4 separate regions of the Homo sapiens genome follow, and regions 1, 3 and 4 are each linked to region 2. A link is a loop called in an ENCODE intact Hi-C map of the cell type or tissue named here. Cell type or tissue: PC-9. All regions are shown on one strand.

Region 1 (8,000 bases), 720 kb after region 2:
CTTTAGAGGTTCTGACTCTCCCCAACACATCCCAACTGCTGGTCTCATCATTCAACTGAACTCCACAGACATCTCTTAAAACACTGTGCCAGCCCCTGTGGGGGAACAGAGAGGAGCTTGTTGGGTTCCTGCCCTCGGCCACAGGAAAGGTGGGCTCCCCTCTGCCCCCCGACAGTGTTCTTGAGCAAAAGGAACTGAATTAAAGAGGCAGAGGAATTTCACACTGCCAAGAGGAAAATGAGTATCTTATCTGATTAATAGGTTGTATACCATGGCAGTACAGTAGAATGAGTGCTGATTCAAGAGTGTGAATGAATGTGAGGTGTGGAGCTGCCACTTCTAGCTGTGCCTGGGCAGAGTACTGTCCGTCTCTGAGTCTCAGAGGCCTCCCCTGTGAAATAAGTATCAAGCATCATAATCATGACCTGTTTCAGTCCTAGGAGTGTTATGAGGATCAAATGAAATTGTTCATGTTGTAAAACCACTTTACACGATCATGTCCCACTGCGGTCTCAAACTCAAGCAATCCTCCTACCTCAGCCTCCCGAGTAGCTGGGGCCACAGTAATGCACCACCATACCCAGCTAGGTTTTATATATACTGTCATATCCTTAATTTCTTATAAATTTTAGTTAAAAAATTTTCTAGGACAGGTGCAGTGGCTCACACCTGTAATCCCAACACTTTGGGAGGCTGAAGTAGGAGGATCACTTGAATCCAGGAGTTCAAGACCAACCTGGGCAACATAGACAGACCTTGTCTCTATTAAAAAAAAAAAAAAATTCTTAAAAAGAATTTCTAAATGTCTTATAAAAACTGTCATATTCTTAATTCATTTTCTTTCAAATTAGCTTACAAAAAATGGAAGTACAGGCTGATTGAAAAGAGGTTTCTGGCAGGGCACAGTGGCTCATGCCTGTAATCCTAGCACTTTGGGAGGTCGAGATGGGAGGATTGCTTTAGGCCAGGAGTTCAAGACCAACCTGGCCAACACAGCGAGACCCTATCTCTATTTAAAAAAATGAAAAGAGGCTAAAATTTGTCTTCATGAAATCTGCTGAAAGTGGGCCACCATGAGGGGAGTAAAAATATGAAGGTTTGGACTCCCTTCGATTTTAAGTCAAAAATTAGACACTTACCTTTTTTGGCTGTCTTTTCCAGATAAGGAAAATTATTAGTGTCTCCAGATCCAACTTTGAAAAATGGAACATTCAGTTCATGCAGGAATTCAACTGCCATCTACAAAAATCAAAGAGGGAGCTCCTTTTCACCATTGTCCAAAAACACTGTTGTTATGACAGGCAAGGAATAACATACAAGTAGAAAAACCCCTCATCTTAGGCAGTAGAGGGACGCTCAGCAACTTGAAAGCAGGCAAAGATTTGTTCTCAGTCATTTCATTCAAATGCAAACATTCATTTGCATCCACCCATCCATTAGCCCAACAAACGTTTGGTGCTGGTCTTTGCTGGCTACAGGAATCTGGAAAAGGGCTGGGCGTGGTGGCTCATGCCTGCACTTTGGGAGGCCGAGGCGGGCAGATCACCTGAGGTCAGGAGTTTGAGACTAGCCTGACCAACATGGTGAAACCCCGTCTCTACTAAAAATATAAAAATTAGCCGGGTGTGGTGGCGGGCACCTGTGATCCCAGCTACTCAGAAGGCTGAGGCAGGAGAATCACTTGAACCTGGGAGGCGGAGGTTGCAGTGAGCTGAGATCATGCCACTGCACTCCAGCCTGGGCCACAGAGCGAGACTCCATCTCAAAAAAAAAAAAGAATCTGGAAAAGAACCTTTCCCCTGGCCAGACCCTACCTGCCCCAGGGGCCCAAGGCCAAATGAACAAACATGAAACGGTCATGACCTAATCCTGACCCAGAAAACCAGGCAGTGAAAACATGAATAGCCTCAAAGGCTTTCCCTTCTACTCGGCCAAACGAGCAGGAAAAGGGGCTATTTCAATTCTTGGCGAAAGGGGGAAAATGGAGCATTTTTTTGCCCAGCCTCTACATAAGGATCCATGGCTGGCAGGGCCCATTCAACCCGAGCCCTTTCAGGCCTCAAAGCACGCTGCCTACTTAAAAGTGAACCTCAGTCACTTTTTTCAGATATAACGTCACTGCTTGAGGTTACCTATTTAGTGCTCTTCAACATCCTTCTCTAGTATTCATCAACAAGACTCAGGAAATTGGTAAATGTCAGCAAATGCTTGCTGAAGGAATCAGTGGATCACAAGTTATAAGAGTAAAATCTCAGTTTGCTGTCAAATTATAAGAACTCAAAAACTTTTTATTATCATTTCTTTCCAGCTTCAGTAAGGTGTAATTGATATACTAAAAACTGCACATAATGTAATTTGGTGAGTTGGGACTTAAGTATACACTACTGCTACCATCAGCACAAGAGTAATAAACATACACATCACCTTCAAAAGTTTTCTTGAGTCCCTTTGTTTTGTTTTGAAGTTGGAAATCAAAAGTCGAAAAAATCAATGTCTCTGAATGGTGACTCAGAAATAAGTTAGGGCTTAGTGAGTTGCTCACACTTGATCACATGGGCACAAATCTTTCCCTCTCCCAGGGAAGTTGCTGAAATGAAATGCAAACTCTGATTGGTCTAGGACCGACGGACCGACGGACCAACCAACCTACCTCCCTTCCTGTCTCCTTCCCTCCCTCCCTTCCTTCCTCCCTCCCTCCCTTTCCTCCCTTTCCTTCCTCCCTTTCCTTCCCTCCCTCTCTCCCTTTCCTTCCTCCCTCCCTCCCACCGTTTCCTTCCTTTCCTCCCTTCCTTCACCTTTCTCACTGCTCTTCCTCTGCTTTATTTTTAACTCTTCTCTTTTCCCCTTCCATCTTTTTCTTTTCTTTTGTGGTAGAGACGGGGTCTTGCTATGTTGCCCAGACTGGTCTCAAACTCCTGGGGTCAAGCAATCCTCCTGCCTCAGTCTCCCAAGTAGCTGGGACCACAAGCACGTGCCACCACATGTGGCTAATTTTTTTTTTTTTTTAATTTGCTGTGGAGATGGGGTCTTGCTATGTTGCCCGGGCTGTTCTCAAACTCCTGACCTCAAGCAGTTGTCCCACCCTGGCCTCCCACAGTGCTGGGGTTGCAAGCTTCAGCTGCCATGCCCAGTACCTTCCATACCTTTCCACCTCACTCCTTCCTGTTTGTGTCTCATAACACTGCTAACTAGCCCTAAGACAGAACTGAAAAAACATCAGTTTTAAATATATTTTTTCAATAAAATCTAATTTTCCTACCCTTCTCACTTCATTTGGCAGATGAAGAGAGTGCTTTCTGTTTAAAGAAGGAACCTTCCACTGAGTTTTCTTTTGTATAATGTTCATCTTGTGGGAGTGTGGTGTGGCCCACCAGGGCATAAACAGAAGCAGAAACCCCCCCAAGAGAGGGGCAGAGCGATCGGGGCAAGGAGGGGGGACAAGTGCAGAAAAACACCTTGTGAAAGCTTACCTACAGAGGCTGTAAAATCTGCATGGAATTCTGTAATTTTCAAGTAAAGAAAAAGGCCAATTCCTGCTGGAAAGGGAAGGGGCGCCTCATTTTGCCGCCTCCTGGGGAGCCAGCGCCACCCAGTGGACATTTAGAAAACTGCCACTCAGAGCCATCGGGCAAAGGGAATCTGAGTAATCTGGAAGATCCTAACTTTCAGCCCTAAGACAGTATCGCTGTGCCTAGGGGCTACTACAGGCTGGGTCAGCAACTGGTGACCCCTTTCTCTTCAGGGACTCCTTGACTTCCCCTAGCCTGCCGACCGTGCTATCGGGTTCCCTCTATCTGGGGTTCCATGCAGCCCGGCAGCCTCAGCACTCCTCTCTCCCTCCTGCCCCATAGCACAAAGTCTGTGGGAGTCTGAAGGGAGCTCAGGCATGTACAACTCTCCTCGGGCTCCCAGCTGAGTTCAACATGCAGAAATGGGTCCCATGGATAGCCTCGTTTGGGAGAAACACTACCCTGCCTTAATGCCTTCTTAGAGGGTCCCAGTAAATCAACTTAGCTGAGTTCCAAACCCAGTGTTTCCCAAACTTATTCGACTCAGAACTTTATTAATTCTGGCCAGGCATGGTAGCCCATGCCTGTAATCCCAGCACTTTGGGAGGCCAAGGCAGGAGGATCATTTTAGCCCAGGAGTTTGACACCAGCCTAGGCAACATGGCGAAATCCCGTTTCTACAAAACATATAAAAATTAGCCGGGTGTGTGGTGTGTGCCTGCAGTCCCAGCTACTCAGGAGGCTGAAGTGGGAGGATTGCTTGAACCCAGGAGGTTGAGGCTGCACTGAGCTGAGGTCGTGTCACTGCACTCCAGCCTGGGTGACAAAACAAAAAATAAACCAAAAAACCCTTTATTGATTCTAAATCAATTAATGAATGAGGGTGGACAACACGTGCCCACAGAACCCCATTTCTGTACTGTGTCCTGTGGGACACTCTGGGAACTGCTGATCTGAGTCAGGGGTAAGGAAAGAGAGGAGTGGAGCTGAGATTTTTCTAAAGTCCCTTCCTCTCCCCTCAGGTTTTGGATCCTTCAGGATTGGAAAAAAAAAAAAAGAAGCCCAGGCCAGGCGCGGTGGCTCACGCCTGTAATCCCAGCACTTTGGGAGGCCGTGGCGGGCAGATCACGAGGTCAGGAGTTTGACACCAGCCTGGCCAACATGGTGAAACCCCGCCTCTACTAAAAATACAAAAATTAGCCCGGCGTGTTGGTGTGTGTCTGTAATCCCAGCTACTCGGGAGGCTAAGGCAGGACAATTACTTGAACCTGGGAGGTGGAGGTTGCAGTGAGCCAAGAGCATGCCATTGCACTCCAGCCTGGGTGACAGAGCAAGACTCCGTCTCAAAAAAAAAAAAAAAAAAAAAAAAAAAAAAAGCCCATGGTGATGAGCTGGGGAGAACAGGGAGTCAGGGGAAGGGTGTAGCCACAAATAGGCTGGGCCAGCCTCAGGGCAGCAGCCTGTCAGAGGGCACCGTGCCTAGGACAGAGGCAGGTGCTGGAGGGAAGGGCGGCTTTGCTGGGATGGCCACTGTGTGTGAGGAGAGCATGTCCCTCAGGAGTCACCTTTTTGGTCATGGCTTCCATTTGCCTTCTCAATAGAACTTTCCTTTTAGACTAAAGACATTCTGCTGTTTCACCTGAGTTCCACAGCCTTGGTGCAACTTTCAACCAGAAGCCCTGACGGTTTTCTTGGCCTTAATAAAATTCTGCCACACCTTAACCTTTCCTCAGCACACAGAGAACGCCCTAGAACAGCATACAGTGTGGAGAAAATATGCATTCAATAAATGCCTGTTTCTATAAGGAAGTTAGGGTAGGTAAACACTGGGAGCCACTTGCTAGGTAAATACAGAACAAGGAACCAATCTACCTCCAACAGTTTGACAGAGGGCAAGGTAAATTAACTCTCGTAAAGGCTCTTAAAGAATGCACTTTCCTGCCGGGCACGGTGGCTCCCGCCTATAATCCCAGCACTTTGGGAGGCCGAGGTGGGTGGATCATGAGGTCAGGAGTTCAAGACCACCCTGGCCAACATGGTGAAACTCTGTCTCTACTAAAAATACAAAAATTAGCTGGGCATGGTAGCGGGCACCTGTAGTCCCAGCTACTCGGGAGGCTGAGGCAGAGAACTGCTTGAACCCGTGAGGTGGAGGTTGCAGTGAGCAGAGATTGCGCAACTGCACTCCAGCTTGGGCGACACAGCGAGACTCCGTCTCAAAAAAAAAAAAAAAATGCACTTTCCCTCACTGCCTGTGCCCTAGGTCAGGCAGGGGACTAGCTGGGGACAAAAGGCATTCCTCATCCAGAGGAACCTACCTGCCCAAATAGGCTGAGGCAGAAAAACTCCAAAGGGTTCTGAGTCACAGAACAGCCATCGCTGGGTGAGTGTAGACCTGGCCCTGTGCTGGCACCCCACGGGTTTAGCTCCCTGAATCCTCCAGATAGCCCCAGGAGCATCTTAACAATCCTGTTTTTACAGACGGGGGCCACTGCGGCTCCAAGGTTACATGAGGAGCCCAAGCCACACAGAGTGTGAGCACCAGGAGCTGAGCTCAGAGAGCCTGACTCTAAAACACCCATCACAGACACCAAGCAAATGGGCTGCCTGGGGAGCAGAGGGAAGGAAAACCAAGGAGGAAGCCCCGCTGCAAACACCAGACTCCTCCCTATCACCCAACTGCTCCGGGTTCTCAACCGATGCCACCTGCAGGGCACGGCCTAAAGAAGTGACTCCGCCTTGGCAGCCTCACGGGCAAGGAGGCACCTTTCTCCTAGGTCAGATCCAGGAGCTCAGGGAGCTTGCATTTCCAGGAAACGTGGACGGAAGCAGAAAAGTCCCCAATCCAGGTGCAAGTCACCTTGATGACATCTTCCCTGGTTCTGCGCTGACTCAGGACATCAGAATAGAGAGAACCACTGGATGGTAGCTTGGTCACACACGGAAAATGAAATGGTGGCCCAGGCAGGGAAGGGGCTCACCAAGGTCACACTGAGAGTTAAGGACAAAGCCAGGACAAGTACCCAGATGTCCCAGCCTGCAAGTACCCAGATGTCCTAGCCCTTAGCCCAGGTTGCTTTCCTTAATTGTAACTGATATTCACTGAATACTGATTGTGTACTATGCTTTATATTAACGATCACATTTAATCTTCACTTTCCCTCCCAGATGGGTTCTGCTAGGAAGCCCACTTTACAACTGAAGAAAACAGGCACAAAAAGGTTAAATAACCTCCACATGGATATACCAAAAATAACAGGCAGAGCCATATTCAAACTTAAAATCTGACCCTAGAGTCCATTCACTTGGCCACTGGGCCATATAGCCCGGGTATGGGCCACACAGCAGGGTGTGTACCACAGAGCTGGGGTGTGCATCATACAGTCGGGGGTATGTACCATACAGCTGAGGTGTGTACCATACAGTCGTGCCATCATATAGCCAGGTACACACCACACAGCTGGGGTATGTGTATACAGCATTCAGCATGGAGTCCCAAATGTTTTCATCTTCAAATTCTTAAAAATTACTAAGGAGGCCAAGTGCAGTGGCTCACACCTGTAATCCTAGCACTTTGGGAGGCCGAGGTGGGAGACTGTTTGAGGCCCAGAGTTTAAGACCAGCCTGGGCAACATAGGGAGACCCCATCTCTACAAAAAAATTTAGAAATTAGCTGGTTGTGGTGGCATGGACCTGTAGTCCCAGCTACTAAGAAGGCTGAGGTGGGAGGATCGCTTGAGCCTGGGCCGTCAAGGCTGCGGTGAGCTATGAGCTATGATTGTGCTGCTACTCTCCAGCCTGGGCAACAGAGTGAGACCCTGTCTCAAAAAAAAAAAAAAATTACTAAAGAGTCTGCAGATCTTTTTTATTTTTATTTTTTGATGTGGTTTTATTTATTCGTATTTGCTGAATTAAAAATTAAAATTGTGACCAGGCGCGATGGCTCATGCCTGTAATCCCAGCACTTTGGGAGGACAAGGTGGGCGGATCACCTGAGGTCGGGAGTTTGAGACCAGCCTGGCCAAATGGTAAAACCTCATCTCTACTAAAAATACAAAAATTAGTCGGGTGTGGTGGCGGGTACCTATAATCCTAGCTACTCAGGAGGCTGAGGCACAAGAATCTCTTGAACCCAGGAGGCAGAAGTTGCAGTGAGCCAAGATCACGCCATTGCACTCCGGCCTGGCCAACAGAGTGAAATAAATAAATAAAATAAAAATTTAAAATGAAAGCTGGGCACGGTGGCTCACACCTGCAATCCCAGCACTTTGGGAGGCTGAGGCAGGCAGATCACCTGAGGTCAGGAGTTCAAGACCAGCCTGGTCAACATGGTGAAACCCCGTCTCTACTAAAAATACAAAAATTAGCTGGGCATGGTGGCATACACCTGTAGTCCCAGCTACTTGGGAGGCTGAAGCAGGAGAACTGCTTGAACCTGGGAGGCGAAGGTTACAGTGAGCCACAATCGTGCCACTGCACTCCAGCCTGCGT
Region 2 (8,000 bases):
TGTTTATATCCACGTGGAGACCTGCGGATACCTGAGAATTAGCCAGGACATTACAAGTGGGCTGTGGGAAGGCATGATGGGAGGCCCATGCAAAGGCTTGGGTGCACGAGCTGGTAGGACTGGTAGAATGAGGTATGCGTAGAATGTATGAGTAGAATGATGTACTAGTCCTCCCTGGAGAGAAGGCAGATGCCAGGGAGTTGGGGGAGTGTGGGAGCTGAGAAACGCTAGCTATCCTAGGGTGCTAGGGAGTCATGGAAGGTGCTAGGGAGTCATGGAAGGTTCTAGGCAGAATGAGTGACAGGATGAGAGTTACGTTTTGGAAAAATTACTTTCCTTGAAGTGTGAGAATAGATTAGATACTCTAGGGTAAGCTAGAGTCAAAAAGGCTGGTTAGGTAGAGTTTGCTGCAGTCTGAGTGAGAGGTGATGGTGGCCTAGACCAGAATGGAGACAGCGGAGGGAGGGCACCCAGATGAATTTGTGATATATTCAGGGAGTAGATCAGCAGGAGTTGACGACTGGCCCTTGGGGAGGGGTTAAGAGAGACAGCAAGGATGGCATCTAGAGATCTGGCTTCTGTGAAGCCTGCCATGATATCTCCCTGTTCTCTGGTCCCTCCGCAGCAGAAAGGCCTCTGTGGTAGCATCCATCACACCATGTTAATGCTGACTGGCTTCCTCAGTACCCAAACCTGGCCACACATCAGAATCACCAGGATGCTTGTCTAAGTGCAGATTCCTGAGTTCCTTTTCTGGAGATTGTGATTTAGAAGGCCCAGGGCAGTGAGGGGAGTAAGAGACAGGGACTCTGTGTGAGAAGAGGCTCCCCAGTGATTCTCTTGTATGGTAGGTTTGGGAGCCACTGATGTGTTATGTGTGTCTCATCTCTGCAATCCACCAAGTGCGTGCACAGGGGCCCTGGTGAGCCCCCTGAGGAATTTACTGAGTGAGGTTTGTGACTACAGCACTGACATGCCTCAGAGTGTCTCAGAGACCCCAGATCATCAGTTTTAACCAAGTTCTGCAGGATAGTCTTGAGCCTGGGTATTTTAAAATGTGCTGTTCCTCAGTTGGTGTGACACCGACTCTATATTCAGGTAGCATCTCTGCCTGTGTTGAGTTGTGCTCCAGCTTTCTGCTGCGTAATTCATAAGAAAAGGTCAAGTTGAGGAGTAGTATATATGGAAGACTTCCAGAAGGATGTACAGTGTGTCTGTCCCTCACATCGGGGTAGGCAAATGAATGGCCTGTGTGCTGACACCTTCCAGCCTTGTGCTCTTCTTCCTTGGATCTGGATACGCCCCCAGAATCCTGCTCAAAACCACACCCCTGGCAGCCACCACGCTGGGTCTGAGCAAGCATCTATTTATCGTCCCAGCTCTCTGTGTGGATCAGGCCAGACTATTAGACACCCTGTGCCTTTGGTCTTTTGTGGGTGTTTTAGTATTAGAAATGGTGACCTTAGTGTTTTTTCCTGTTCTTTTTTTTTTTTTTTTTGAGACGGAGTCTCGCTCTGTCACCAGGCTGGAGTGCAGTGGCGTGATCTCGACTCACTGCAACCTCCGCCTCCTGGGTTCAAGCGATTCTCCTGTCTCAGCCTCCGGAGTAGCTGGGATTACAGTCACGTGCCACCACGCCCAGCTACTTTTTGTATTTTTAGTAGAGACCGGGTTTCACTGTGTTGGCCAGGCTGGTCTCAATCTCCTGATTTCGTGAAACGCCCACCTCGGCCTCCCAAAGTGCTGCGATTACAGGCGTGAGCCACCGCGCTGGGGCATGTTTTTTCATGTTCTTAAAATAATAGGTAACCTTTGGCCAGGTGCGGTGGCTCACGCCTGTAATCCCAGCACTTTGGGAGGCCGAGGCGGGCAGATCAGGAGGTCAGGAGATCGAGACCAGCCTGGCCAACATAGTGAAACCCTGTCTCTACTAAAAATACAAAAATTAGCTGGGCGTGGTGGCACGGGCATGGTGGCACGCACCTGTAGTCCCAGCTACTCGGGAGGCTGAGGCAGGAGAATCGCTTGAACCTGGGAGGCGGAGGTTGCAGTAAGCTGAGATCGCGCCACTGCACTCCAGCCTGGCGACAGAGCGAGACTCCATCTCAAAAAACCAGAACAAAACAAAACAAAAAACAACCTTTATTGAGCACTGACTTTCTGTCAAGCACTGTGCTAAGTGCTTTAAATGAATTAAGTCATTCAATCCATACAAAACCTTAGGAAGGAGGTACTATTGTCATCCTCATTTCATAAATGAGGAATTGAGGAACAGAGAAGTTAAATAACTTGCTCAAGTAACATAGCTACCAAGTGGCGAGTCAGATTCACACCTAGGGAGGTGGCTCCAGAGCCTGTGCTCCCAGCCATGAATCCTGTAACTGATAGTTTCCCTCTTGGTGTTGGTGCCTGGAAGCGGCTTGCCAAATTTGCCAGAGACTTCTCTCCAAGGGACAGGGTTGCATAGTGTTTACCTTCCTTCCCTACCCTTCATTTCCTGCCTGCCAGTGGGGCAGAGCTGGACTCTCAGCCCAGTGCTTTGAGAGGGGAAAATGTGTGCCAGCTCTTTAAACACAGGTGTTAATTGCTGAAATTCATCAGTAATCACAGCACCTGTTCAGAAAGCCCCTAGCATGCCCATCTCCGGCAGTTACCTATTAGAAACTTAGCATCCACAACATTATCTCAGCCTTGCTTGGATCCTTTTATATTTTCAGCATAGTTGAGTGCTCTCTTGGGCTACTCACTAATTCAGAAAACATTCCAAATTTCACTATTTCTGCTCTAATTCACCCCTTTTCTTCCTCCTTAAAAATTGGTTATACTGGAGCTTCGATTTTGAGTCCAGGTGCAACTTTTGACTCTATCACGTTCAAATTGAGAGGCTTTAGATTAATTGCTTTCCACTGTAATCTTCAGTTTCCTAATCTGTGAGTTTATCTCGGGGTTTATTAAGATCAAATGAGATAAAAATGTGACGCACCTTGTAATCTGCTGTTAGGGATTATGCTAGATTTTATCTCATGCTTGATAACTAAATAGTGTAATCTTTTAGAAATGTACTACAGTGGAGGATACACCAGTTCTTCAGGGATTTCCACTGCTCACCTCTGGACCTTCCCCTATGTGGTTATGCCATTTATGCATTCATTTACTTGGCTTGTTTGACCAAATTTACTGAGCTCCGATGTGGATCAGCCACTATGGTAGGGGCTGGGGAAACAATATGCGTGGAACCCTGTCCTGTCCTTGGAGAGCCTGCCACTGAATAGGAGAGACAATTAGGGAAAGAGGGCTCACGTGCAGCCAGAGGCGAGCCCGTGGAATTAGGTGCTCAGAAGAGGGGCACTGACCTAGCCTGGTTGAGGGGTGGTCTGGAAGCTGCTCAGAGTGGGTGAGATATGACTCCTGAAGCAGGACACGGTGGGGGTGTGCTGAGTAGATGAGGACAGGAGAGTCCTCTGGTGGGGTCAGGATGGTGAAGGTGTGGGGAAGGCGGGAAGGTGTGGTTTGGGAGCAGGAGGAAGTGAGGTTGGCAAAGCAGTCAGGTCTTCGGCAATCAGAAGCTGGGGAGTGACAGATTTGGGTTTGGAGAATATCATTTGGGAGTCGCATGGAGGATGGGCAGGAGGGAACGAGACTGGAGGCGGGGAGACATTGGGGTGCAGCTTTCTGCATTGAGTTGGTTTCAATTTGCCTTGTCCTTTTCCACTCTGGGAGTGGAGGTCAAGAGGCCCAGCCCCCTGCAGCTGATGGAGCTGTGTCACCAGGCTCTTGCTTCGTGGCTGAGTAGCCCCATGCTGTTCAGGTTCACATCCCAGAAGGTATTCAGCCGGAGCCTCAGACAGAGTTCAGCCCTGGCCTGGCCGCCAGCCGCCAGGAGGAGGGAGGTCTTGGGTTTAGATGAGGTGCAAAACTGGCTCCCGGGAAGGAGGGCTGAGCATCGAGAAACCCAGAAAGCTGCCTCACAGATGCAGACATGACAGTGGCTTTGTGGTCTCGAAAACCTGGAGTAGACAGCCCCTGTCTTGTCATTGTTTTCTTGTTAGTCCAGGGCCGCTTCCAGCTTGGAGATACACAGCTCCGAGCCCACCAGAGACACCACAAAACAGAACTTTTCTGCCCTCTGGTGTTAAAAGAAGGAAGAGATTTTGCTGGGAAGAGGTACCTGTTTTCCTTCTCCTGGTACTAGGAAGTTGGTGGGTGCAGATCTTTCTCTTCAGGGGCCCAGCAGTGACTTCATTGAGGAAGATCTGGCCTAGGCTGGGTCCTCAGCCGCCTGCAACAAACATTCCTGCCAGCAGGTGGCAGCAGGCCTCCAGGCCGCAATGCCCAGCCTATCTGCTGACCACAACCTTGCCACACCTCTTGGCATGGGGTGTGTGCTTTTGGGGATGGGGAGGGTAGAAATGAATCAGACATGGGCTCTGCCTGTGGGGAAATTAGAGCACAGGCAGAGAGACAGATTCCCAGGCTATAAAGCAGAATAAAATCGACTGTCTGAAATGTAGGAGGCAGCATGGTGTAAGAGAAAAAGCAAGGGCAGCGGCATTCACACAGACCTGTCCTGACCCTGATGCCACCCCTTACCAGCCGGGTAACCCTTGGCACGTTGAATAACGTAACATGAACAATTATAATACCTAACAATCGCTAACATTGATGTGATGTTTCCTGTGGCCAGGCACAGAGCCAGGTGCTTTACATGTAACTCATTTAATCCCCAACAACCCTTGAAGTAGGTACAGTTATATCCCCATTTTGCAGATCAGGAAATGAAGGCACAAAGAAATCAAAGTTCTTCCTAAAGGTCATGCAGCTGGTGGTGGGGAGAGCTGGATTTGAACCCAGGCAGGGCAGCTGCTCACCTTCATGATGATGCATCTGCATCCATGTGGCTGGCACAGTGCCTGGCGCCAGAATAAGACCTCTTATCATGAGCAGCTGTCAGGACTAATAATTCATGCCAATTAAGGATGACATAAGCTGGCCCCCGAGTGCTGTGTGTTCAGTGTCACTAATTCTCCATCTTCCTGGCAGATTTGGGCATGTGAGTGTGGCACACCTCCTGTTGGATCACGGGGCTGATGTCAATGCCCAGAACCGGCTGGGGGCCAGTGTGCTCACTGTGGCTTCTCGGGGCGGCCACCTGGGTGTGGTGAAGCTGCTCCTGGAAGCCGGTGCCTTTGTGGACCATCACCACCCTTCAGGCGAGCAACTGGGGTTGGGCGGCAGCAGGGATGAGCCCTTGGACATCACAGCCCTGATGGCTGCCATCCAGCACGGGCACGAGGCCGTGGTGCGTCTACTGATGGAGTGGGGCGCGGACCCCAACCACGCAGCCCGGACCGTGGGCTGGAGCCCGCTGATGCTGGCCGCACTCACTGGGCGGCTTGGAGTGGCCCAGCAGCTGGTGGAGAAGGGCGCCAACCCTGACCACCTCAGCGTGCTGGAGAAGACCGCCTTCGAGGTTGCACTGGACTGCAAGCACAGGGACCTTGTAGACTACCTGGACCCGCTGACCACCGTCAGGCCCAAAACAGGTCAGGCTGCATGCCCCCCGTGGCTTCACAGAGGACCCCAAATTGTGTTTATGTGGCTTAAGCTGAGGATTGCTCTACTGGAAGGACACGCAGAACTCAGAGTCCAGCCCTGCAGACCACTGAGACTGAGGAAGTGGTGTGCTTAAGTATCGGGGGGATTGCCTGTGACATGCAGGTTCTGGGCCCACTCTCTGCAGAGTGATTTGGTAGCCCTGGGCAAGAGCCTGGAAGCCTCTATAACAAGGCTGCTCTCCCCAAGCACATCATTCTGATGCAGGTGGTTCTGGGGCCCTTCTACAACAAGGTTTGGCAAACTTTTTCTGTAAAAGGCCAAATAGACTGTATGGACCATACAGTCTCTGTTAAAACTACAGTAGTCACTTCTGCTAGAGTGAAAGCAGCCTTACATATGTAATGAGTAAATGAATGGGTGTGGCTATGCATATAATATGTAAATGAGTCAGGTATGGCTAGGTTCCAATAAATTATAACTACAAAAACAAGCAGTGGGATATATTTGAGCCATGGGCTATAGTTTGCCAGCCCTTGTTCTACAATAGTGTGCCTGACCTCCTCTGCCCTGATCATTTCTCAAACACTAGTTCATGTAAAATTGATGAAAATTAGTTTTTTAAAAAACATCTAGCAGTGCATCTTTTTTTTTTTTTTTTTTTTAACTTCTTGCCATCTCTCTGGCATGTAAAGAGTTGTCTAAACAATCCTTAGCAAATCTGCCATAGGACATACCACGTTTCAAAACCTTTAATGCACGGTTTGCAATAAGATCGCAACACACAGCCTTGGTACCCTCTGTCTATGTAAAAGGCCTGACTTCGACGGCAGGACTCACAGCCAGGGAGTAACAGTAGGTGGGCTGCAGTGTATATAAACATCTAGCTCTGAGAGGTCAAGCACTGAAGAAAGTAGCTTCAGGCACATTGGCTAAAAAGACCTGAAAGTGTTAAGTTTGTTACCATTGAAAGAATATAGAATAGCCCCATCAATCAAGAGATGCTGAAAATTTGGTAAATGCTTATTAGAAATACACTCTCCAAAAAAAAAAAAAAAGAAATACACCATCCAATCAGAACAAGTCTGAAATAAACATGTTTTAAAAGCCTGTAATGACAGAGAGGTGGCAAAAATGAAGAGGATGCTCAAATGAAAAGGAAAAAGAAGTTTAGGAAGAACTACCTGAAGCCAAGAGACCTCTTACTTTGTCCAGGTGGGAAACTGAGGCCCAGAGAGGGAAGAAAGCTGGTCAAAGGTCACACACCCATTGGAAGCTGAGTGAGTGACACTCAGGAGGTGAGGATTCCATGGGAAGAGCACCTAGAGGTGATTCTCCCACCTGCAGCTCCTGCATGGGCTCTAGAAGCTGGTTTAACACATGACTCTTCTGAGCCTTTGCCTCATCTGTGAAATGGACACAATGACAACTACTACGGGGTGGTGGTGAGCAGAAGGCAGGTTATCCTCTGGCGTGTGAGATACTCAGCCCAGTAGAGTGTTAGGGACTCATAAAGGCTTGCTATTAGAAATTAGGGCCCCAGTCTCCTAGGACAGGGTTTTGTTTTGTTTTTGTTTTTGACACAAGGCCATTGCTCTCCTTTAAAGGTTTGGGTTGTTTGTGGCAGGGATGGGGAAAGGATCTGCCCTTCCCAGGCCCTGCCGTGCCCAGCACACCTGCCATGCTGAATCTCCCCTCACCCTCGCAGGGACCCTCTGAGGAGGGTATTCCCCCATTTTGCAGGGGAGGGAATTCAGGCTCAGAAGTGAACACTCCAGAACTTGCACCTGCCCGTGCCTGCCGAGCTGTGCCTCTTCTGTTGTGCATGCGTTCTCCATCCCAGGTTTCCTTAGCCTCTGCATCTTGAATCTTCACGGAGTGCCCTCGGGCTTAGCTTCTGACAGGCCTCATTTTAGGGGTTGTCCTGGCATCATGGGATGGCGATGCCCTCATTTCCCCAAGATGCAGTGGCTCAGACACATTGGTGGATGTGGCCAAGGTCACTGTCCACTTGGTTCGATGCTGGCTGTGCCCCTGCTGGCCAAGGGACCTTGAACCAGCTGCCTCAGTTCACCAAGCTCCCATTTCCTTCTCCACAAATGGGTGCTGGAGTGATACCCGCCTCAGGGCTGCTGTGGGGTTCATGTGAGATCCTGCCTGGCCCAGAGGGAGCACATGGGAAGTGGATTACTCCATAGTGTTGTCGGCGTTATTTGACAGGAGCGAACCTCGGGTCTTCCAGCAGGATCTGGTCATGTTCCCATTGAGCAGAACTAGTCTGAGGCTCAGTTCTCCCACTCTGTACCTGGGTGGTCTTGGTCATCTTAATTGGCCCTGCAGGACTACAGTGTCTTTTTTCATAAGATAGTCATAATAAAGGCTCTTTTCTTGGGAGATTTTTGTGAGGAATAGTAAGATCAGGCCTGTAAAATTTTCATCGCAGTGCC
Region 3 (8,000 bases), 300 kb after region 2:
TGCACAAAATACTAATATAAAACATTAATAATAGGGAAAACTGGATGAGGGGTTGTATGGGAACTCTGTATATAGTCTCCACAATTTTTCTGTTTTCAAATAAGAATTTTTTTTTTTTTTTTTTTTTTTTTTTTACTAGGAAACAAACTTAAGCGGGCTCAAGACAGACCTAGTACTGTAGATTGGGCCATACAAAATTTCCATTATTCTACAGTTTTTGAACTACAACAATTTTATATGGAAATGTACAGACTATATGAGCAAACTAGCCAGCTTCTGCATTCTAGCATAACTGGTGAAAAGAGAGTCATACTTAGACAGGTTTTGCCAAAATTTTGACATACTTAGTGGAGAAAATCTTACAAATATCTAGGCCAGGAAAAAAACAAACTTCCCATAGAGATGCAAAAACCAGGCCACTCTCTGACTCCTCTGAAGCATTAAATCCCAGAGACAGTGGAGCAACTGGGAGGTATTCTGCACTGTATGGGGCTCACACGATGTTCCAGCCAGGTCCCCTTCTTGAAGCTAATCCTGAAGTCTGATGTCAACCAGCCAAAAGCGATGGCATACTTTACAGCTGAGGTCATGACAGAAACGGCTGAGCAGGGATCATTGGAACCCATGGAAGGAAAGCAAAGTCTAAATAATTGTTATAAAAGTGTATGCAGATGCAAAAATTACATATAATTTTATACATAATGCAAAAATAGATACGGCAATAGGCATAATTGAGATATAAAAATCCAAATTACCTTCACAGGCCTAAGAAGAGATGAATTTTTTAAAAGAAGGGTGCTTAACTCCTGGTGTTAACTAGGAGAGGGACTCAAAAGAGACCATTTTGCTCATGAGTTTCATAATTAGGTAGATATAAGCTAAAGAATGCTTTGAATGACTCAGTGGTAAATATACCATAATGCAAACAGAACCTGAAGCTGCAGAAACACAAAAATAAAACAAAGGAAATCTCATCCATGTTTCGAAACAGAAAACAAACATGAAAACCAGAAAGCACAAAACAGATCAGTGCAGACCACATATAATGATTCTGACCAGAAGTTCAAATAGGCCAAACTCATTATCAAAAGGAAGAGACTTTCAGATTGTGTTTCAAAAAACGAACTCTAGCTATTTACATCAGATAAACAAAGTGACACTGAAAGGTTGAAGGTAAAAGGTTGAGCAAAGGTCTACCAAGCAAGTCAAACTACAGCAAGAATCCCAGTATTCATATCAGACCAAAGCGTGTTCAAGATACAGGTGTCAAACAGGATTAAGGAGAGTCCTTTTCTATAGATAAGGCTTCAATCCACCTTGAGAATAACATGCTCACGGACTATTATTGCTTTAAATTACATCTCACTGAAATAAAGAAAGAAAAGCCTGTTAAAAATAGAGACGGAAATTGACAGAAACACAATAGCATTGGGAGGCATAACATCTCTCTCTCACTCTTGGACAGTTCACCCAGGCAAAAAAAAAAAGGCAAGAGCACAGAGGAACGGAATAATGAAATTAATAAGGCTGATTTAGCAGATGTGTATCGAAATTTGTATCAAGAAAGTCAGGAAATACCATTTCTGTGTGATGAAGTCGCGAGGCCCTTTAAGCTCATTCCAAGCCTGTTCTGAACAGGGGGTGGCTAAAGTTTAGCTGTTTCCAGGCGGGGCTGGGAAGCTGCTCTGCACAGAGACCACGTCCTGGGCACTCATAGGGAGAGTTCCAGGTGTCACATTTCCCTTTCTGGACATTTCAGTTGCTTCATGCACCTTCCCCAAAGTGGCCTTCTGCCCTATATTCATATTTCCATTTGTTGGAGGAATATGTGGTACATTATTTCAACCATGGGGCATCCACAGACCCTTATGTCTGGAATTGACATGGGAGGGGCAGTTGCCTCAGTTCAATCCGGGTGCTCTGGAGACCAAATATTTTTGTGGAAAGAGCAGGAACTTTTAAAGAAAATCTTTTATTGTAAAATCAAACAACAATTTGAAAGCCACAGAAATCAAATGAATGTCTAAATGAATCCTAAGGCAAACAGCACACAGGTCAGAGAACTTTATCAGATACCCCAAAAGTCCCTTCTATCCACAGCCCCCTGCCCCCACCATCAGGAACCCTATGCCCTACTTTTACAGAAATCATCAGCAGTCTTTATTCCTTTTTTTTGTCAGAACTCAGAAAGTATAGGGAATGCTGTTCTAGTTGTGACCCTTTTTTTTTATTGTAGTAAAATATATGTGACATAAAATTTACCATTTTAACCATTTTTAAGTGTTCAATTCAGTGGCATTAAGTACATTCACAGTGTTGTACAACCATCCCATTATCCACTTCCAGAACTGTTTCATCATCCCAGACAGAAACTCAGAACAGGGGCTTTGCGTGTAGGTGTGTTGCTCTGTCGCCCAGGCTGGAGTGCGGTGGCACGATCTCGGCTCACTGCAACCTCCACTTCCTGGGTTCAAGTGATTCTCCTGCCTCAGCCTCCTGAGTAGCTGGGATTACAGGTGCCCTCCACCAAGCCTGGCTAATTTTTGTATTTTTAGTAGAGATGGTGTTTTACCATGTTGGCCAGGCTGGTCTCAAACTCCTGACCTTAGGTGATCCGTCCGCCTTGACCTCCCAAAGTGCTGGATTACAGGCGTGAGCCACCTGTGCCAAGCATAACAGGGGCTTTTGAATCAAGTAGACCCGGGGTTGGACTCCGTCCCTGCCTTGGTGTCTTCCTCTGTAGAGAGGGCACTGGGCCATCCCAATTGTGTGATGGTCGCCGTAGGCAGACTGTTGGGCTCTCTCGGGGGCTGAAAAATCAGTAGTTGATATTACGTTCGAAACTTGAGAGATGCTGGAATAGAGAAAAGACTAAATAATAAAACACTAAATAATAAAATTAGAGAATTTCAGGGAAAGAAGCCATGGAACTCTCTATCTTTTAATGAATATCTTAAAATGATAACAAAGGACTTTCTAAAATCCAAACTTTGAGACAGTAAGCAAAGCTGAAAGATTGTGAGCAATTCATTTAGGGTCTCTGGGCCCACAGAGCTTCCCTATTGCAGGTGAATTTACCAGAGGAGTCAAGAGCCTTGCTTGCCTGCGTCAGCGCTGTGCCAGCAGCCACCTCTTTCCAGAGGGCTCCTCTTCTCTCTCTCCATCTTATCACAGCCTCTTCTTCTGACCTCATCCAACGCTTCTGCTTCAACATCAAAGGAGGACACTTTTAAGCACTCCCTTTGTGCCCACAGATTCATGAATTCACTTCATCCCCACAATAACTCTACAATAGCAGTCAGCAAACTACAGCTCATGGGCCAAATCCGGCCTACTCTCTGTGTTTGTAAATAAAGTTTTATAGGAACACATTCATTTACCACAACGTCCTTGGCTGCTTTTGTGCTACAGCGGCAGAACTGAGTAATTGCAACAGAGACTATATGGCCTATGAGACCAAAAATATTTACTATCTGGACCTTTATAGAAATTGTTTGCCACCACCTGCTCTGAAGATAGGTACTATTATTATCCCCATTTTATAGGTAGAGAAACTGAAGCTCACGAAAGTTTAATAACTTGCCTGAGGCCATGAAGCTGATTAAGTGACTGAGCTGAGATTCTAGCTCAGCAGTCTAGCTACAGACTGGCTCTTAACCTCCACGGCATGCCTCCCAGCTTCGTGTCCACCCACACTCCTCAGTCAGCATAGCCTCTCAACATTCCAAGGTTACTCATACCCAACATTTTTAAATGACCTGTCTCCCCCCATTTCTTCTTAGTAACAAAACAGGAATGAAAGGGCTTTGCAACTTACTTGCCTTAAGTGGAGGAGCGGTTAAAAAAAAAAGTGCTAGGGAATGACAGAAAGACAGAGATAAGCAGAAAGCTCTCATCTTTATTTTTTATATTGATGCAATATTTGGGCCCCAGTGCAACATCATGAAGACCCTCTAAATTGAGCCAGGCTTTCTACTCTTAAAAAAGGAAAAGAAAATATGTCTGTGCCATTTAGAGCCATGTTTGGCTTTCTTTTTTGAGTGACTCACAAAAATAGCCCAATTCTCCAACAATATTAGTGGGGATCCTTATGCCTCACATTAAGGGGACAGCTTTGACCAGAAAAGCTACTCGACTAGTCAGCAACAACTGAGTGTCCTAGAACCCCAGCAGAGAGAGGAGGGAGACAGGATAAGCCCAAGGTAAGGCCTTTCCAGAGAGGGAAGTGTCTTCATTTCCCATTGCTGCTGTGAAAATCTGAACAGCTTCAAGCAACACAAATTTATCTTACTGTCTGGAAGCCAGATGTCCTACATGGATCTTGACAGGCCAACATCAAGGTGTCAGTGCGGCCAAGTTCCTTCTGGAGGCTCTAGTTCCAGTATCTAGAGGCCACCTGCATCCCTCAGCTGGCATCCCCTTCCTCTATCTTCAAAGTGAGCCATAGTCAGTGGAGCCTTTCCCACACTGTATCACTGTCTCTGCCTCGGCCATGTTTAAGGACCTTGTGAATACATGAATACATTTAAGGACCCTGTGAATACATTATCACCTGGCTAATCCAAGAAAATCTCCCTATTTTAAGATCAGCTGATAAACAACCTTAATTCCATCTGGAATGTGAATTTTCCCTTTACCACGTGACATAACGTACTCACAGGTTCTGGGGATTAGGATGTGGCCTTTTTTGGGGGACTGGGGGAGTGGGGACAGGGTCTCACTCTGTAACCCAGGCTGGAGTGTAGTGGTGTAATCACAGCTCACTGCAGCCTCAACTTCCTGGGCTCAAGCAATCCTCCCACCTCAGCCTCCCAAGTAACTGGGACTACAGGCATGCACCACCATACTCAGCCTATATATATATATATATTTGTAGAGACAGGGTTTCTCCACGTTTCCCAGACTGGTCTTGAACTCCTGAGCTCAAGTGATTCTCCTGCCTTGGCCTCCTAATGTGCTGGGATTACAGGCATGAGCCACTGAGCCCAGCCAGGATGTGGCTATTATTCTGCCTGGCATAAGACAACTACAAAGGTAGGCTTTGAGAGGACTGCCCTTCCCTTGCTCCATGGTAAAGTCCTAGTGGGAACTGTGCTCTCCCTCTTGACTCTGGCCAAAAAAAAGTCCTTAGGGAATTGACCCCCTTTTTTCCCAACCAGATAGGAGAGACCTGATGAGAACTGCCACTCCCACAGGCCAGGAGTCCATCCTGACTGCCTGAAACTGAAGTTCATACAGGCACCCCAAGGGGACGCAAAGCTGCAGAATACACATGGTGCATCTTTCTCACAGGCCAGGTTTGCTCAGAGACATGGAGACGAAAAGGTATTATTTTTAACTTACGACATAGATATATTATTAGAGTGTTAAATATACATGAATTTTCAAGATACAAGAATAAACTTTAAAGAAATGCCATGCTTTCCACTGGGCTGCTGTGGGCTATTCCCTCTTCGCTCCCTTCCTTGAGAGTGAAGCGTATGCCTTCACTGCCTTTACGGACAGAGTGAAGCATATGCTTCTCTGCCTTTATGGACATTTCCAGTGGGGGGTGGGGTCTAAGTAAGACAAATTTTAGCTAAATAAAAGGGACTACTCATTGTGGGTATGGGATCAGTTTGTCAGAGCCAGGAGGGACTTTGGAGAACATTCTAGGCTGAACTTCTAGGGCCCACTCCAAGTCTACAGCCAGACAGTTGGGGCACAGGACTGGCCTGGGCTTCCGAAGCCTTAGGCAGTGCCCGCTGGCCCAGGTCATGGCCAGCCTCTAACAGCTCAGCTGCCTTAGGGGTTTATAGCATCTCCTCTCTTTATATAGCATTGTGACATTTGAATTTTCAGCAGCCCAGCACAGTAGGTAGTCTGCGAGGCTAGGCTCTGAGAAACCAGGATGCCATTGAGTGGACCTAGACAGATGCATGGGTGGCAGGAGATTCCAGACAACCCAGAGGTCAGGGTCAGGCTCAGGGTCGAGCTTGACCTTCCTTGCAAGAGTCCATGCTCCACAGGCAAGGAAGGCTGGCTGGAGGGCGTGGTCCCTCATCTTCCTCACCTCTGCTGTCCTGCACTCTTAAATGCACACCAGCAATTTCAGTGGCTCAGGATTGCATTTGCCATTTATATCCTTTCACTTCAACATCTGCATGACTTTTCTCAGTTAGCTGTTGCTGCAGATTGAGTGCTGAGCTCCAGCAGCTCAGACCCAGTGGGGTTTGCATCCTCAACTGGGAGGCGGTAGATAGGAGCGAGGAGTCAAGCACTCAGGCTCTGGGACCACACCCACCCGGGGCAAGGCCAGTGCCACCACCTCCTATTTGTGTGACCTGGCATCTTAGGTTGAAGTCCCTACAAACAGAGCCTGAGATGCTTGGGAAAGTAATTTATTGTGGAAGTACTCAGGAGAAGGGGAGGGAAGCAGGATGAGGCAGGAGGAGCTCTGTCTTGGATGGATACCAGTTTAGCCTGGCCCCACAGGGGTCTCCGGAGCACAGACAGCACCACAGAGCTGATCCTAACTTTCAGCAGGGGGGCCGGAGTTTTCCACCAATGTGAGTCAGTTGTTGGTTGCTCTCTGTGGGGTGTGGGGCATGGAGTGGCTCCCATGGCCAGGAAGCTCCCCTTAGCTGAGGGCAGTTCTCCAGAGAAGGGAGTGAGCTGTCAGCAGCCCACCCTCACTGCAGCCGGGCGGGTGTACCAGCCCCAAGGAGGGGACTGCACCTGGGAAGTTTGCTTAATTCTTTGGACCTTGCTTTGCTCATGAATCTTTCCAAAGTGAGCATAATAACAGCGCCCACCTCCCAGGGTGGGGCTGACGGACTGTTTAGCACAACAGCTCAGAAAGGGCTTGAGAGTTGTTATTTTTATGATGTTAGGATTGCTTGCAAACTGGGGGTACATGCTAGTTCTTTGAATTGGGTTATCCTTGCTAAGTGTCATGTGCGTGCGTGAGTGTGTGTGCGTGCCTGTGTGTGTGTGTGCCTGCGTGTGTGTATGTGTGTTTAGCTCTCTTTAAGCATCCCAGAGACAAAGTGGTTCTAGATGAGGGATGAGACAGGGTCAAGAAAAAGAAAAGGAAAGCTACCCAGGGTTTGGCAACATTAGACTCCTCTCCAGAGGGAGTTTAGTGGGCCTCTCCCTCACTCATCCTGTCACTGTTGGGGGTTTGGGCTGAATACCCCTCCCCATTTTCCTACCCCATTCCCACCGCTGTTTCCTTCCACTTTTGCCCCTTTCTTGTGATAGTAGCCTCTTGAGGGTGTGAACATAGGTCTCCATGTATGGTCTCCAACCCTAGACCTGGCCATCTCATTTGCCCCAACTCAGGTCATCTGCTTTCACTCCAGGAAGCTCCCTGCAGAGCCAAGTCCCTGGAAGGGCACAGGATTTTCCAGACCCTGCCCTCTGCCACGTTTCCAGTCCTTTGTGATATCACAGCTCTGATCTGTCACTGTCATCCTCAGGGATGGTTATGGCTGCCCCTCCCTACCCCCTACTACTGCCTAAACTGCCCCAAGCCCTTTCAGCATAAGAGAATGGGCCCATACCCTGGCAGGGAGGCAGGGGGCTTGTCTGAAAGCAGGGGCTACTGCTATTCCCAAATTTCTTCTTTCTACTCTCTGGACTTTCAGGAAAAGATACAAGCTATGCAACATTGAAAAGCATGATTCTGGAACTTTCATGAGAGCATGCACATGTGTGGAAAAACTATTAAGATTCCCCAAATCCAAAACCTTTCCCCTAACCCCTGAATCTTCCAGTAAGTTGCTACTTTAGAAAGGAGAACGCAGTATATCTGCACTTCCTACACTCGGGACACCTCCTCGTGCTCTAGAATGCACATACCCTAGTTTGAGAAGCACCTCAAACTGTTTATACTGCTCTATGGTGCCCCCCAAGATCCCCATCCAGCCTCATCCCCCGTTTGGCCTCTCCCCAACCCTGGATTCCGGGCTGCTCCTCCTTCCTTCCAGACTTGGCAGCGTCTTTCCCCCTCTTTCTCA
Region 4 (8,000 bases), 420 kb after region 2:
TGGTCTCCTGGGGCCCAGCTGTGGGAGGGAAGGAGCTCCTGGGCTGGAAGACACTGGATTGTGGCCCCCACCCTCGAACCTCGGGAAGCAGGGCGGTTCCATCACAGCTGGCAGGGTGGGGTTCGAGTCCCGAAGCACCCCTTCGGCCTCTTCACTCTGCTCAGATGGATGGCAGCTAGGCAGGGGTGGGGCAGGGGAGGCCCAGACACTGGACTGGGGAGTGTGATGCCCTCTTCCTGCCCTCCTAGAGGTACTGGGATTTTCTAACTCTAACTAGAAAGGTAAAGGCTGCCTAGGAACACCCACTTGGCCTCCCAGTAAATTCAAGTCTGGTAGGAATTAATGAAACATTTTTAGTTAAAAGGCCATAAATCTGTGGTTTTGTTGTTGTTGTTGCATGGGGTTTTCTTTTTGAGGCAGTTGAGAAGTAAAACAATGTAATAATGTGGGTTTGGGGCTGTTTCTGCAGGTGGCTGTCATGGCTGGCCATGGTAACATGCTTTGTGATTTCAGAAGGCAGCAGGAAGGCTGGGCTAGGAGATACCCACAGGGTTTGGTGGTGGCCTTGCCTGGCAGGTCCAGACCAGCTCAAGGAGAGGGTCACAGGGACTGGCTGTCACAGGGCCTGATTGGGCCAACTGGAGTCCTGGATGGGGTACAGATGCCCGCTTGATGACAGTGGCCTCCCCACCCCCAACTCCCTTCCAGAGGAGGGGGCTGAGTGGGGAACCAGGGACTCCCCAGACTCCTGAGCCAATAAGCAGATGATGGCCTCCCTTCCAGACACCCCACATGTGGGCCACTCCAACCCCTGGCTCTGCTCAGCACTCTTGTTCCCACAATTCATTCATTCATATGATAACATTCCCAGGCACCTGCTAGGCACAGAGCATGGTCCTCGAGGAGCTGGCAGTGTAGATTGAAAACCTAAGTAAACAAACAGTTCCCATTTACTATGTTGTGTACACTGGCAGAGACAGGCCTAGGGGAGTGGGTAAGGCCCAGAAGCAAGGGACAAATCAGGGAAGACTTAAAATAAGGGACCCCTCTGAGTGAGCTCCAGTTATTTCTGGAAGTCCTAAATGATACACCATACTTGCCCACAGAATTCTCAACAGCTGCAATCACATGGTGTGGCCACTCAGTCCTTCCTCTCTGGCCCTGACGCCCACTTGTCCACGTCTTCTGTCCACAGAGCTGTATGAAGGCACACAGCAGCCCCCTCCCCACCACACCCCACCCCCTCCTGCCACTACCCATCTGAGAATGCTGCGTTTCCAAAAAGCTCCCCAACCTCCAGTCCTGAGGCACCTTCTGGGGTTGTGGGGGAACAGGAAGAAAGGCCTCTTGCTCATTCTGCATTGTTCTGTGGCCTGAGCCAAGGCTGCCAAGGGCAGTTGTGCACTTTCTGCACTACACAAGGGTGTTGGCTTCAGGGGCAGGAGCTGAATTTCGGCCTGTGATCGGGTCTTTGAGCCAAGTTCTTGGAGTTTGTTGGCTTCAAGGGCCTTGAGGAGTGGAGTCCTTCAGAAAGGGCCCAGACGGGGTGCCTTTCAGAAATTTCTCCTCCCAGAGGAGAAACCTCTCTCTGATTTGCCCCAAGGCTTCTAAGATGGCCCCTAGGCCCTGACTCGGGTTCCAAAGTACTCCTGTGGGTCCTGAGTCACCTTTGCCCCCTGCACCGTTCCCCCAGAAAGGCTCTGCTGTACTCTAAGCTCCAGAGAAGATTTTCTATACAGGTCTTACCCAGAAGACCCTGAGCAAGACGGGGTCTTCTGGGGCTGTTTCTAGAGGCTGCTCTTCAGAGTCTTATAACTTGAGGATTTATCTGTCGCCCTTGCCCTAGAAGACAAGATGGGCCCTGGAGACCTCAGGCCTCTCAGCTTCCCCACCTCATACCTCACAGTGCTCTGGGGCTTGCTTTGGGGCGCTCTGGGAGTTTCTTCCCTCCTTCTCACTATTGAGCACCTAGGATGAGCAGTCAGAATGAAGTAAAAGGCCCTTGAGAGAACCTTTTGGACAGCAGGAAAGTGACTTGCCCCTGTGTCCAGCCAGCCACCAGGGCTTGCTCTTCCATCTGACTTGCTGGCCTGAAGCCCACATGAATCTGTGGCAACAAGGAGACCCGGAGCACAGCAGTCCCATGCGTCATCTGTCAGAACAGGCCTGCCAGCAGAGGTTGTATGTCCATTTTCATGTTGATCCCCAGAAGGGCAGTGAAAGCCCTTCACCCTCCCAGGCATGCTTCATGAAATCAATGGAGCAAGCGGCTGAGCAGAATTGTTCTGGGCATAGATTTTTCCTTCCATTTGGAGACTTGCTCTCATTTCTTTTTCCTTTTTCATAGCTGGGACTGAGATGGGCACTACCTGCCTAAAGTTTGTCTTCCCCCATGGATGGATTATGTTCAAGGCAGTTCGCAGAGGGGGCTGAGTACCTGATGGCTAAGGGGAGAAAAAGAAAGATGTTAAATCAGAAAAATAAACACACGTAAGACTTTAGGAGAAAAAGTGAAGTAGCTATTTGGTGTTGACGAACCAGTAGAGACTTGTATTGGTGGTAACATATTGGAAAACAGAATCATTAGAACCCTTCAGATGAAACCTTCTCGTTTACTTGGCATCATAGAGCCACATAGAAGGGAGGCACCTGGGATGTCATTAAATGAAACCTCCCTCAGTGCAGGAAATGCCCCTGGAGCATTCTGATGGAGGGGGAGAAGGGGGGGAGTCTTCCAAGCTTTGCTTGAATATGTGGAGTGATGGGGAGCTCACTACCTGTCAGACAGCATGTGGAAGGGGCAGCTGAGGCCATGAACTCAGCCTCTTTTGCTATCAAATGCTCCAGTTCTCTCTGTGGTCTTCCTTTAATTTGCTTGCTCAGGCTCAACTTGCACATCTGTGGTGACAAAGAGTTCATGACCTCCTAAACTGGCCCATCCAGTCTGATTGTCTCCTCTTGGCTCCAGAGATTTAAAGGTGGGCAAAGCAGGCCCTGCCTCCCAGTAGCTTCATCTAGTGGGAGAGGCAGACAGGTAATCAGATAGATGTCATCTCTGTGTGACCAGCAGAGCAGAAACATGCTTGAAGGCAGAAGTCATGAGGAGGAAGTAGTCATGACCTCCCTGCAAGGTCTCAGTGGGCTTCTCAGAGGAAGTGGCTCACAAGTTTGGATTTCAGAGGATGCATGAGAAGTTGTGAAGAACAAGGAATGGCATTTTGGGTGGAGGAAACAGCGCGTGTCAGACCCGGCAGCATGAGCCAGTGTGATGTGAGGGGAAAGACTGAGCAGGGCAGGATGGTTTGAGAAATATCAGAAGAGGTAAGGTAGAGGGGGCTGCACCCTGCCTGCTAAGAATTTGGAGTTTAACCTGAGGGCTCTGTGGGGCAGCGATGGGTTTAAATCCCAGAAACTTAAGCTGGAGTAACACTTAATATGGGGACTCACTGTGGAGCCCTGGCAGTAGGTGTCTGGTGATTGTATGCAGGAATGCTCCCAGAGACAAGGTGGTTGGTCAGTTCTCTACACCAGACAGCAATGGGATGCAGCATTGAGAGTCTCCAAGACAACCCCCAAGTTCAATGATTCACTAGGACTCTCAGGGCTCAGCACACAGTCATACTCGCAGCTATGACTTATTACACTGAAAGAATACACAGCAATATCAGCAAAGGAAAAGGCACGTGGGGAGGCAAAGTCCAGGGGAAACCAGGTGGCAGCTTCTGATAGCCCTATCACAGCGGAGGAGCACAGGACACGCTTAAGTCCCCCAGCAATGAGTAGCGACCACATGTGTGAAATGCTGCCTAGGGAAGCACATTAGAGATGACACGCCCAGGGTTTTTAGTCGGAGGATGGATATGTCGACACCGTCTGCCTACTATGTAACAAAATTCCAGACTCCCAGAAGGAAGGCAGTGTTCAGCATAAACCACGTTGTTTGCACAACCAGTTCAGGCACAGTGAGCTGCTCTTATCATTGAGGGGATGGTGGGAACTGTCCAGAATCCAAGCTCTCAGATACCAGCCAAGGACCAACCTTCAAATCAGACCTTTCTAAAGATAACAGTCTCAGGCCTGCTATGTTAACTCTTTTCTGCCCAGGCATCCTCAGCTATTCTTCGCTTTTAGTTTATGGCAACATATTGCAGTTTCCAGATGCCAGATTAAATTTATATTATTGAATTTTAACTAACTTGACTAATTATATGATTGAGTGAATTTAGCCCTCACAAAATAGACAAGTGGCCTGGAAATGATTGTTTCAAAGAAAACCTAAGTCAAAGCAAATATTAAGAATGCTTGCACACCAAGGCCAGGTGCAGTGGCTCTTGCCTGTACTCCCAACATTTTGAGAGGCCGAGGCAGGAGGATCACTTGAGTTCAGGGGTTCAAGACCAGCCTGGGCAATATAGCAAGATTTCGTCTCTACTAAAAATCAAAAAAATTAGCTGGGCATGGTGGTGCATGCCTGCAGTCCCAGATACTCAGGAGACTGAGGTGGGAGGATTGTTTGAGCTCTGGAGATGGAGGCTGAAATGAGCTGTGATTGTACCACTGTACTCCAGCCTGAGGGACAGAGCAAGATCTCATCTCAAAAAAAAAAAAAAAAAAAAAAAAGGAATGCTTTGCACACTGGAGTGACACATCTCCTCAAAATAGATCTTTGTCAGCCACAGGATGAGGTAAAAATGATGATATTACTTCATCTTTGTCCTTTTTAAAATGCCCATGGTCTGTATATGGTCATTTGTAAAATTAAACATGTTCAAGAGAATGTTATCAAAAATGCTGTAGACCATTGGTCTTAACAGTCATGTCACTAAATTAGCTTTACAAGTGTGCTGAGGTCCCTGGAGGGTGTTACAGGTTGGTCAGCTACCCCCTCTGGGTGTGTCCTGGTCCTTTGACATCCGGCTCCTAGGTGTAGATGAACCTGATTTGAGTTGAGGAGACTCCATCTGAGGAGGAGGCAGCAGCAGGATGTCGGGGAGAGAGGCCTGGACCGGGTCAAAGCATCGAGTTCCAGGCTTAGCTCTGGAGCTGTGTGGCATGGTTAAGGGAACTATCTTGAATGCGCTGGGCCTCAGTTTCTTCACCTGTTAAGGGAGTTCCTCACTTAACTGATACCTCCAAAAAATCACCCTGGTGTCTGTTATTGTTGTTGTTATTTCTTTTTATTGTTGTATACTTTGCCTCTGTCCTAATAATACTTGTTGAAGATGAACAAATGAACAAACAAACGAATGAGTGAATGAATGAGATGAACTGTCAAGTCCCATGCATCTCTGACAGATGACAAATGTATTATCTGTTCATTGAATATGCTCAGGTCTAAATTCTCTATCATTGGCTCTTTCCCCCTCCCTGTTTTGTATATTTTTCTCACATCCTTTTATGATCATCTGGGTAATAATGTGGCCATTCTACATTCTTTCTAAAGCACTGTGGTTCATTTTTACCCATCTGATTTCTCCTTGTTTGTGAAATTAAAAAAAAAGAAAAAGAAAAAGAAAAAGAAAATAGAAGGCTAAGCACCCACCTGTACCCTCACAGCATTCATGGTTCACAGGCCTGTGTTTCTGAACAAGCGCTGTGATACTGTTGTCCTTCCCTTGATTTAGTGGGTCAGCCTTGCAATCTAAAAATAGTTCCTATTTTTACAAATAAAATTGAAACGCAAAATGTTCTGTCTCTGAAAACCTGGAGAGTCAAGTTGCCGGAAAGGCAGGAGCAGAATGAATCTGTAAGGGGAATGGGCTGGGAACATTTCTTGGAAACTTCCTACATGTGTTGGTGGCAGCCAGCCCTGAACTAGAAGGGGCCTGGGGAAGCCAAGCAAAGCTACTGTGCTCAGTTCCTCTGGATGCAGAGGGCCTGAGCTGTCTGCTGCAGCCTGGCTGCCTCTCTTTTTCCCCTACCACATCCAACTTTCTGCCTTGTGTTCAGCCAAGGCAGGTTGGAACCTTTCAAAGGAAACTAAGCTCAACAGAGCTGAGGGAGAGCAAAGACCCAAGCTCAGAGCTGCAACTCATGGGGCACGTGGCTTTTCTGTCCCAGTGAGTGGGAGGCCCCAGAACTCAGTGGTGCACAGCCCAGGGCTGGACCATGATGTGGGGCCCACCTGGAGATGTGCACGTCTCCTGGGTATTAGAGGGTGTCCAGTCTAAATGGTGAGGGTTGGGGGGTCTGGGAGTGATACAGTACAGGTGAAGGTGGGCGTCCTGGAGGCCCCTAAGACCTAACAGGTGGTGGCCAGCCTGTTCCAGCCTTCAGGGATCCAAGTTGTAGGCTCCTGTCAGGGCCGGCTGTTCCCATTAGCCACCAACCCAGGGCTAGGCGTCAGGGCACACCTTGGTCCTGGGGAATAGGTGAGAGCCAGACAGGGCCTCAGTCCTGAGCAGGGACCAAGGTCTAAGTGTGGGCTCAGTGGCCAGTCTGGCCCATGCTGACTAACTGACCTTCTGAGGTGACACTGGACAGTAGTAGCCACATGGCCTGACCATGTGGGGAGAGGGCTGGGCAGCAGGAAGAAGGAAGGGAGGAGGGGAAGTGAAGGCCAGAGGGCTGGACCATCACCTTTTGGTGGTATCTCAGCATCTCAGCAGTCCTGGGGGCCCTCTGTGGCTCTCCCTCTGTCTGGCTCTCTCTAGGCCCATCTAAGGCATGGTTTGAATATTGCACTCCTGTGTGCCTAGTGACCTGGGTCTGGTAAGTGGCTGATAGAACTAAATGCCTATTGAATGGAAATTTGATTGAAAGATGCCAATGAAACTCAACTATATGCAGAGGGGAGTATTTGTCCCCATCATAAAGAGTCCCCTTGCAGGGTGGACTCATACCTGATGAAGTCTGTCTACCTAAGGAAGGTCAATGCCTCTGTTTTCTCATGGCCTCTAGGTCAGGACCTGGATTCTCACCGTGGGCTACACGACCGCTTTTGGGGCCATGTTTGCAAAGACCTGGAGAGTCCACGCCATCTTCAAAAATGTGAAAATGAAGAAGAAGGTAATCACTCTCCTTCTGTTTCAGGGTATTAGTAGTGTTCACCCAGCATTTATCTAGCAAGTATATACTATATTCCAGGCACTGAGCTATTTGCTGGGGATCCAAGCTAAACACAATCCCTACCTCCTGCCACCTTCACCCTACTGGGGAAATCGGACAGTTAACAAAGCATTTGTAATACACAGTTATCAGGGCTGGCTGGGGACATGTGGGGGGTGCTGGGGTACGAAACACTCAAGGGAGGCTTCATGGAGGAAGTGCCACCTATGCTGGGGCCTGGAGGGTGAGTGGGAGTTGGCTGAGCCAAGGGCATAGGGATGCTGGGGACCTTGTCAAAGGAACCATCCGTGGCAGCCTGGGGATGGGAGGAGGGTGGTCAGGGGCCGAGAGAGGCTTGGTGTGGCTGGGGCATAGGGCTTGTGGGGACAGGGTACAGGAAGAGGCTGGAAGGGAAGACAGGAGCCACATTAAGGAATCTGCACTTTAACTTATGGGCAATAGGGAGCCCTTAAAAGAGAGGAGTGAAACAGGGCTGGTACCTGATTTAATGATTCCATTTTCAAAGAGGCCCCTGTAGGACAGGAGCTCAGCCTTCACACCGTGGACCGCATTCGCCACCCGTGCGGTTTGGTATAGATATGATGTTGCCAGACCTTGACTCTTAGTCATAGAGAAACTTTATCCACCACTGTCCTCTTTAACTCTTGCAGTGGTACTGGAGCTCCCCTTTCTTCTGGATAAAATTTGTGAAAGTCTTGTGATCTTGAAGGTCCTCTGGTTAGTAACTATTATAATATGTAGAGTCTATTGTTATATTCAAAACTGCAAACAGCATTGATTGGCACAACTTCTCCCTCTCCCAGCTCAGGCCTGCAGCAGGCCGGCCACCTGCCTTGGGAAAAGGAGTATAGGCTGGCCGCTTCTGTCTTTGGCCAGCCTGCATTCTTTCCCCATCATCCCATCCACCCAGGTGTCCAACCCCTCCAGAGTTG

What was found. A loop is a pair of places that touch in the nucleus more often than their neighbours do. Peaks named below come from ENCODE experiments on the same cell type or tissue, not always from the same donor. Only the 100,000 strongest peaks of a DNase experiment are listed, where the experiment ranks them.
Region 1: it touches region 2 in a loop (3-fold over the local background); 3 of 110 quality-filtered maps call a loop at or near these places.
Region 3: it touches region 2 in a loop (2.2-fold over the local background); 2 of 110 quality-filtered maps call a loop at or near these places.
Region 4: it touches region 2 in a loop (8-fold over the local background); 3 of 110 quality-filtered maps call a loop at or near these places.

Annotation. Positions count from the first base shown.
Region 1 is chr9:98,070,157-98,078,156 of GRCh38, reverse strand. NANS (N-acetylneuraminate synthase) reads right to left here. Exons shown (of 6, transcript NM_018946.4): 3 at 1,140-1,239. It also overlaps a transcript of TRIM14 not described here. Among named protein-coding and RNA genes, the nearest start is that of NANS, 17 kb to the right of the region's middle. RefSeq lists enhancers at 2,718-3,524, 5,985-6,485. In PC-9, CTCF peaks have their summits at 3,366 and 3,568 (motif pointing left); DNase peaks (open chromatin) are centred at 3,556, 5,316 and 5,826; H3K27ac peaks cover 4,236 bases.
Region 2 is chr9:98,787,647-98,795,646 of GRCh38, reverse strand. ANKS6 (ankyrin repeat and sterile alpha motif domain containing 6) reads left to right here. Exons shown (of 15, transcript NM_173551.5): 2 at 5,041-5,543. Among named protein-coding and RNA genes, the nearest start is that of ANKS6, 4.9 kb to the left of the region's middle. RefSeq lists a silencer at 4,204-4,253. In PC-9, CTCF peaks have their summits at 4,090 (motif pointing left) and 4,293 (motif pointing right); DNase peaks (open chromatin) are centred at 2,436, 3,856 and 4,366; H3K4me3 peaks cover 1,448 bases; H3K27ac peaks cover 2,362 bases.
Region 3 is chr9:98,484,484-98,492,483 of GRCh38, reverse strand. The region is part of intron 4 of GABBR2 (gamma-aminobutyric acid type B receptor subunit 2); the gene reads left to right. Among named protein-coding and RNA genes, the nearest start is that of GABBR2, 220 kb to the left of the region's middle. In PC-9, no CTCF peak of the experiment used is centred here; DNase peaks (open chromatin) are centred at 563, 963 and 3,693; H3K27ac peaks cover 3,810 bases.
Region 4 is chr9:98,370,472-98,378,471 of GRCh38, reverse strand. GABBR2 (gamma-aminobutyric acid type B receptor subunit 2) reads left to right here. Exons shown (of 19, transcript NM_005458.8): 12 at 6,901-7,008. Among named protein-coding and RNA genes, the nearest start is that of TBC1D2, 120 kb to the right of the region's middle. RefSeq lists enhancers at 3,005-3,064, 5,565-6,253 and a silencer at 3,071-3,365. In PC-9, no CTCF peak of the experiment used is centred here; DNase peaks (open chromatin) are centred at 3,081 and 3,581; H3K27ac peaks cover 3,146 bases.